Linked DNA regions of Homo sapiens: region 1 is linked to region 2. A link is an interaction called in ENCODE POLR2A ChIA-PET data of the cell type or tissue named here. Cell type or tissue: PC-3. All regions are shown on one strand.

What was found. Peaks named below come from ENCODE experiments on the same cell type or tissue, not always from the same donor. Only the 100,000 strongest peaks of a DNase experiment are listed, where the experiment ranks them.
Region 1: POLR2A ChIA-PET joins it to region 2 with 6 read pairs; 2 of 35 experiments call an interaction of 5 or more read pairs at or near these places.

What each region holds. Positions count from the first base shown.
Region 1 is chr15:99,031,478-99,035,477 of GRCh38, forward strand. No RefSeq gene overlaps it. Among named protein-coding and RNA genes, the nearest start is that of LUNAR1, 19 kb to the left of the region's middle. In PC-3, no CTCF peak of the experiment used is centred here; no DNase peak of the experiment used is centred here; H3K27ac peaks cover 884 bases.
Region 2 is chr15:98,908,932-98,912,931 of GRCh38, forward strand. It overlaps IGF1R (insulin like growth factor 1 receptor), which reads left to right. Exons shown (of 21, transcript NM_000875.5): 7 at 2,384-2,510. Among named protein-coding and RNA genes, the nearest start is that of PGPEP1L, 97 kb to the right of the region's middle. In PC-3, no CTCF peak of the experiment used is centred here; no DNase peak of the experiment used is centred here.

The DNA of each region.
Region 1 (4,000 bases), 120 kb after region 2:
CGGCCCAAGATGTAAATTATTTACTATTTGGCCTTTTACGGAAAAAGTTCACCAGCACCTGTTCTTTTGGAAATAGTTATTTCAGAGAAGGTTTGCTCATGTGGAGTTAGTGTGGTGATGGCCAGATGGAGTAGAGAAAGAAAAAGTCACAAGATAATGGGAAGGAAGGCACAGTATTAGAGTATGTGCGGAGGAAATTGAGGCCTTCAATTAGGAGGTGAACAGGGAGAAGAGAGGGCTACGTGGGTTGTGATTCCATTCTCTAATAAGCAGTCTATGTGGAGTAAAAGTCTAAATGGAAATGCTCAGGTACAAAGGGAAATTACCATGTAGGTTTTCATAGAGGTATTAAACATTTTATCAGCTCATGGGATCTCTGACTCACAAATAAATCACGTCAAAATCAGAACTACAGTAGAGCAAAACATTTCTTTGGAAGCTCAACCGTGGAAGGGAAGGGTCCTGACCTCCTCTTGCAGTTGGGTTCTCTGGCTTTTAAAGCTTTGTCTGAAGGCCATCACCCACATTTGCACTGTTGCTGCAAACCGAGAGAAAAGAAGCATGGAGAATTTTTCTCCTGCCACAGGGATCTATTGCTCAATAGAGTTTATGACATTAGGCCTGTGCCTACCTGTTTAATAATTCTGAGTCTGGGTTCAGTAGCCCAGTGGGTTATAAGGAAGGTACTGGCTGTGGATTTTACTGGAGATGGGGATCTTTCAATCCCAAAGGTAGGGCTGTGAGATTGCTCTGAGTAGACACTAAATTATTAGACTATTAATACAATAATAGCTCATTAGCCCAGATAGCCCAATGTCTGGGCCTTTTTTTTTTTTTTTTTTTTTTGAGACAGAGTTTTGCTCTTGTCGCCCAGGCTGTAGTGCAGTGGCGCAGTCTCGACTCACTGCAACCTCCACCTCCCAGGTTCAAGCGATTCTCCTGCCTCAGCCTCCCGAGCAGCTGGGATTACAGGCGACCACCACCAGGCCCAGCTAATTTTTTGTATTTTTAGTAGAGATGGGGTTTTGCCATGTTGGGCAGGCTGGTCTCGAACTCCTGACCTCAGGTGATCTGCCCGCCTCAGCCTCCCAAAGTGCTGGGATTACAGGCGTGAGCCACCACACCCGACCTGTCTCATCCCTTTTAGTCATGCAAAAGGTGACTTCCAGTTCAAAAAGTCCTAGCAGAACTTTTCTTGCTGCCTTGCCTTTCTGCTGTCTTGGTGAGAATAGGGCCTGTGTACACAGCCAGGCAGTGTGGCTCCAGAGTCTATGCTTTGAAAACTTTTTTTTAGTGGATCTCAGATTCATAGAATTAGATTAATTACAATCTTCTCATGCATGGGCTCTCTTTTACTTAGTGAAGTTACAAATCATTTAATATACACACACACACATACACACACATAATCTTAGTTTAGGCTTCCACAGAAGCAGACTCTGAGACAGGGATTTGAGTGCAGATGGTTTACTTGGGAGGTGAAGGGAAATCAGCAAGAAAGGGGGGAAGTGAGACGCTAAAAAGAAGGCAGCAAATACAGAGTACCTTCCTCAGGAGCAGCCACAGGGGGCAACCAGAACTCAGTCCTGTTGGCAAACTCTGGGAAACATCTGCTTCAGAATTGCCCAGTGCAGCCCAGGTGCGAGGGAGTTGGGGTATTTATACACCAACCCCAGTCTCTTGCTGGTTGACAGATTCTGGGGAATGAAGGGAAAACCTTCATGGACAAAGATACAGATCCCAGTAGTTTGGGATCATCTGGGGTACATGAAAAAGTGGAATCCAAAGCACTCTTTCTTTCTTTTTTTTTTCGAGACAGAGTTTTGCTCTTGTTGCCCAGGCTGGAGTGCAATGGCACGATCTTGGCTCACCACAACCTCCGCCTCCCAGGTTCAAGCAATTCTCCTGCCTCAGCTTCCCAAGTAGCTGGGATTACAGGCATGCACCACTACGCCTGGCTAATTTTGTATTTTTAGTAGAGATGGGGTTTCTCCACGTTCGTCAGGCTTGAACTCCCAACCTCAGGTGATCTGCCCACCTTGGCCTTCCAAAGTACTGGGATTACAGGCGTGATCCACCACGCCTAGCCCAGCACTATTTCTTGATCTTTTTAATTAAATCATTGCCACCCCTAAGTAGCTTTTTTTTTTTTTTTTTTTTTTTTTGAGATGGAGTCTCACTCTGTCACCCAGGCTGGAGTGCAGTGGCACTATCTCAGCTCGCTGCAACATCTGCCTCCTGGGTTAAAGCGATTCTCCTGCTTCAGACTCCCAGGTAGCTGGGATTACAGGCACTATCTGCTAAATTCTTTTGTATATTCAGTTCATCCTCTATCAGCCCTGGGAGGTCTACATTATTTATTAGCTTCACTTTACACAGAAGGAATTAGCACTTAAGAGGTCATGTGATCACTCCCCCAAAATCTCACAGAGACTTAATTCTGGGCCCAAGTCATTCATCTTTTCATGAATCAAGTAGCAACTGAGTATTAGTAGGTGCCAGGCAGGGTGCTGGTGCCTGTGAATTAAGTGAAGAACAGAACAGACTGGACTTTGCTCTCAAGAAGTTTAGAATCTACTGGAGAGACAGACATTAAAAGAACAATTGTAATGCTTTTTTTTGTTCTTGTTTTGTTTTTTTTTTCTTGAGACGGAGTCTTACTCTGTTGCCCAGGCTGGAGTGCAGAGGCATGATCTCGGCTCACTGCAACCTCCGCCTCCCAGATTTTAGGCGATTCTCCTTCCTCAGTCTCCTGAGAAGCTGGGACTACAGCCACACACCATCACGCCTGGCTAATTTTTTTATTTTTAGTAGGGACAGGGTTTCACCACGTTGGCCAGGCTGGTCTTGAACTCCTGACCTCAGGTGATCCACATGCCTCAGCCTCCGAAAGTGCTAGGATTACAGGCATGAGCCACTGCACCCAGCCCCTAAGTAGCTTTTTTGAACATTTTCTTTCTAATTGCTTCTCCACTCCCCATGAAATTTTAGTACCACAGATATACTGTAGATCTGTTTATGTTCTGTGTCCCTTTGGAGGGACCCAAACCATTAAAATATGCAAATTTTTTTGTCCCCACCGTCCCACCCCGGATCGATTTTTTTTTTACCTGTTAGCAGTGTTGCCCCTGTTGAGGAGGTATGGCCCTAGTGCCATGGGCAGGACAGTACCTGATGCATGTGTATAGCAGGCTCCAAACCACCCTGCCCTTATCTCTCTATACCTGTTATTTGGGGCAACTCATTGGTGCTGGAGTGGTGACTCCACAGGAACAGAAAGAAAAACACACTGCATCAGTTCATTCTTCTAGTCTGTGGAGTGTTGGGAGTAGGAGAAGAGAGAGGTGGGGCAGATGGAAACAAATGGTTATCTTTGATCATCTATCACAGCAGAAATGAAGCTGTGGTTTTCATTATTTTCATGGATTCCTATGCAGTTCTGATTTCCCCAAAAGGAGCCCCAGCATAAAGCAATGAGGCCCCGCTTGCTTGGTATTTCGCTGCTGTTGAAATCAGATGCTAGAGAGGATGTGAACATCCCTCTCTGCGCCTGAGTCCCACCACAATCTCGCACCAATGTCAAGCTAGCTTCTCATGTTCCCGAGTTGAAAACAGATGGTGGCTGACACCTTTCTCAAGAATCCTGGAAACCCACCAGTCTACCCACTGAGGCACGAAAAAAAAAAGGGATCCGAAAATGTGGTGTAGAAAGAAAAATGACTGAAGTAGGATGAGCCCAAGAGAAGCCTGTCCTGCTCAGTGTGATGGAGCAGTGTTCTCTAAGCGTTCTCACAAGCCAGAAATTTGGGAGCAGGGGCAGGTGACTTGCAACCCCTTACGTGAGATGTTGCTGCAGCCAGGAGTCTAGGACCAAAGAGCATTCCGACCCAGCCTGGGCACTGGGAAACTCTTTTGCCCAAAGACTCTGGAGATGAGTTAGAGCAATGCATTCCAAATTTTTATGCTTGCCTTAAAGCAACAGAATTCCTTCCAGGTTCTA
Region 2 (4,000 bases):
AACCATCATGATAACAGCAGACCCTCCTCCCATGTGTGATGGCAGCTTTCCTCTGCGGCCCCTCCTGGTTTCACATGGGGGACCACTAGACCATCTTAACTAGCACTTTGCTCCTACTTATATGTCATCACAATCAGTAGTGGGCAGATACGTGATGTATTCGTATTTATAAATTCTGTACATCTCTGTGAGTGTGTGAAACACTTATAAGTAGGTTCTCAAACTTTAAAGTGCTGCTTACAGAATGCACAGTTAAATGTCCTTTTATACACAGGTGCACAGTTAGATATTTCTCTTTCTTTTTTCTTTTCTTTTTTTTCTTTTTTTTTCTTTTTTTTTTTTTTTTTTGAGATGGAGTCTCACTCTGTCACCCAGGCTGGGGTGCAGTGGCATGATCTTGGCTCACTGTAACCTCCACCTCGGTTCAAGCGGTTCTCATGCCTCAGCCTCCCGAGCAGCTGAGATTACAGACACCTGCCACCATGCCCAGCTAATTTTTGGATTTTTAGTAGAGACGGGATTTCATCATGTTGGCCAGGCTGGCCTCAAACTCCTGACCTCAAATGATCCACGTGCCTCAGCCTCCCAAAGTGCTGGGATTACAGGCTTGAGCCACCATGCCCTGTCCGATTATTTTTCAGGGAAGAGCCAGTGTGCTTCAGCCCTATGAGCTCTACCCTTCTGCTCCCACAGAAGGGAAGCACAGGCCTGTGGGGTGGAGGGGGCTCTGCCCTAAGCGCAGCCCCTGTGGGCCACGGGTTTCCTGTCCCTTACACTCGGCCGCCTTGTTTCTCCCACCCCAACATGAAAAAGATGGAGTGAGCCTGCAGCCCTGAGTTGATATTGCTTTTTAAATTGAGAACAATATAATTACAGCCTTGTACTGTTTATAAAACTTTAAGGTCTCATATCAGAGATACAGCAGTGCCTTTCTCATCTAACCCTGTGTAGAATACGGCTGTTGAGAATGGCGTGGCTCTCTGGCTGGATAGGGTTATAAAAGTAAATCGTCTTTTCACCTTTGGCTTTTAATAAGGGAAGGGTATTAGAAAAAAAGTAATTTGTATGATGAAGGGTGATTTGTGCGTGTGTGCAGACAGACACACATGCAGGGAGGCAAATCAGAACCGATGCGTGTTTGGCTTTGGCTTGTTTCGCTGGTGTCTGGATTTACCTGGCGACACTTGTTGCTCTGGGGGATCTTAGAGGGAAGCACGCTGACTGACCTAGGGCTGAACAGCAGGCTGACGACCAGCGCCGCCTCCCGCCCCCTGCTCACTCTATCCCTGCAAAGCCCCTGCCTTGCTCCCTGTTCAGATCATAGTAAAATCGGATGTATCCGAGTATTTCAGAGTGCTTGTCTCCTTAGAGTCAGCCAGTCTGACCTGTCAGATCATAATACATAGTAGCCGTTTATTTTCTTTTGAAAGCAAAATCATGGTTTCCTCTCTAAATAACACTTCAGCAGGAACTGTGACATTTCCCAATCTCAGTTGCGCACATTTTGTCCTAAAGACTTCTTAGCTCTTTTACTGTCTTCAGTCCCTCTGCTTCACCTCTTGAGTGTGTAGTGGGATTCAGGCAGATAAGAGGGCGAAAGGACAATTCGTCAGAGAGCTCTGGGTCTCCATGAGGGTGGGCAGTCATCAGTCTTTCCCTGGTCCTTATCGTAGTTTGAATTTGGTCCAAGGAATAAGAGAGACACTTGGCACAGCTTCCCTGCCATACCCGCCAGCCAGGCTACTTCCCATAGAGCACGTTAGGCTTGGCCAAGTGAGATCTTCTTGTCAGTGCTTAATCCAGCCTCCCGTTGTTTGTCAGCCCTAGCTGGAGGCCTCACAGGAGTTCCTGTGTCCTTCCAGTTTGATACCAAGTTTAGACCAAGAAAAGTTCCTTTCTGTGGCACACCTGTAGTCTCTTACCTGTCTTTGGTGGTTGTACACGAACAGGCAGATATCCACAACTGCAGAACAAGTGTCATCGTCTCTCTTAAGAAGTTTCAGGGCAGCCTAAAGGCTCACCTTCACCCTACCAGGCCCCCTTTCATAGCCAGGATCTTAGGGATGGAGAAGAAAGATAAGTTCACCTCGTTCACTGAAGTCGCCCCTTGTTTTCAGGTTAGGAAACCCAGGTTCATGTCCAAGTCCCTGGGCAAGTAGCCAGCGTAACTGATTGACCTAAAACAAAGGATGGAGCCCTTGGAGCTCTGCATAGTGAAATGTATGATTTCTTAGTGGAAAACGAGAAAGCCACTGAGGAAGCCCAGAAGGGAACTTAGCATATACAGCCAGCTTTGGGGAAGGGGGAAGCAGTGCCAAGCAAGACAGGTGCTTTTCAGAGACACATGAATCTCTGTCACTCACGGATGTACTCTTTGCCCCAGGTGAAAGTGACGTCCTGCATTTCACCTCCACCACCACGTCGAAGAATCGCATCATCATAACCTGGCACCGGTACCGGCCCCCTGACTACAGGGATCTCATCAGCTTCACCGTTTACTACAAGGAAGCGTGAGTTTCTGCTTTGGGTGATGCCATTCTGTTGACAGGGCTACGAATGGGAGAGGCCAGTCTTTCGATCCTTGAATGGGCTGGCTGAATACAGGGGGTCAGCAGAGTCCCCAGGGAGAGCCACGCCAAACATCCCTACTTCATCCTCATGCACCCTCTCGGGCTGTCCCTGTGATGTCAGTCACAGCCAGTGACAGCCATGATTGGGAAAGTGTTAGCTCGAGGCCTGTCATTCTTTAGTGAGTGATTAGAGGTGTTTGAATAAAATAAACCCAAAATGGGGAAAGCTTGCTTTTTCCAGAATTAGGTCAGTCCAGACTCATGAACGATGATGGGGGACTTCACTGAAATATCGTTTCAGCCTCCTTACCTACTAGGCCTACTCCAGGAACACCCTGCAGGCACGTGGCTCTTTTGTATCATCTTATTCCTGTCTCTCTCTCTGTGTGCCTCTCCCAAGCTGTGGCCCTCTGCTCTAGGTCATGAGCCTTCCAAACAAGCGAAGAAAAGTGGAGAGAGAACAACCTTCATGTCTTGAGCCTTTTGTGACTTCTCCTAGACTCTGTTGGGAGCTTTTCCTGTGTGATCACATGACATTCCCCCATCTAAGCAGCCGAGGCTTATTCCTCCCGACTGCAGCCCTCTTTGATCTCCCTCTTCCTTCCTTTGCCTTCTATATCCAGGTGGCTACCCCGGTCTACTTAGCCATCCCCCTTACCCAGGTCCCATGTTAATCCCATAGTTCTCTCTCCCAGATGTGTGGCTTCCAAAGAGCAGCAACCAGAGGCACCTTATGACAGCATCTTGTACTCTTTCCTCCTGCCAGAGCTGGGGTCCTATGAATGAGAAATTGGGTACTTAGGATTACTAGGCTTTCAGAGTTTGTACACAGGGGAGCCCCTCATGATCTCCCATCCCATGACAGCAGACGGTGTTTTGTTCATGTTTGTTTCAGAAGCCAGCGGCCAGCAGCTGTCCAGCCCTTTTAGCTGATAAATATAAAATACCTACCCAACCATGCATCTGTGCGAAGTACTATATTCTCTGATAGTCACACCAGTGCTTTGGCAATGTCAGCTGGTAATTTCACTGAGGACTTGATGCTGGTTTCTAAGGCAATCTGGAAACTAAATATTTGAATATTATAAGATGCTTAAGCATCAGAATTGTTTATGAGCAATCTGAATTTTAGAAGCTACTTCTGTTTGTCTGTAGGAAAGTCATTTTTCTCCAACAGTTACCTTCTTTCAATATCTGATATTTGCATTAACTGACTATGCTTGTTTTTTTCTTGATGAAAAAATGCTGCAATCAGAAGAGAGAAAAATAGTTTTTGCATATGTTCTTAAGGAATAGTAACTATTGAATCCCAGTAACTGTTGAAGTGGCTCTTCCTGAGGCAGACCATTCAATTCTGTAATGCCCGACTGGGGAAGCCCAGAGTCCAGTCACTTCATTTCTTCTTCTATAAAAGTCTAATTGATTATTTG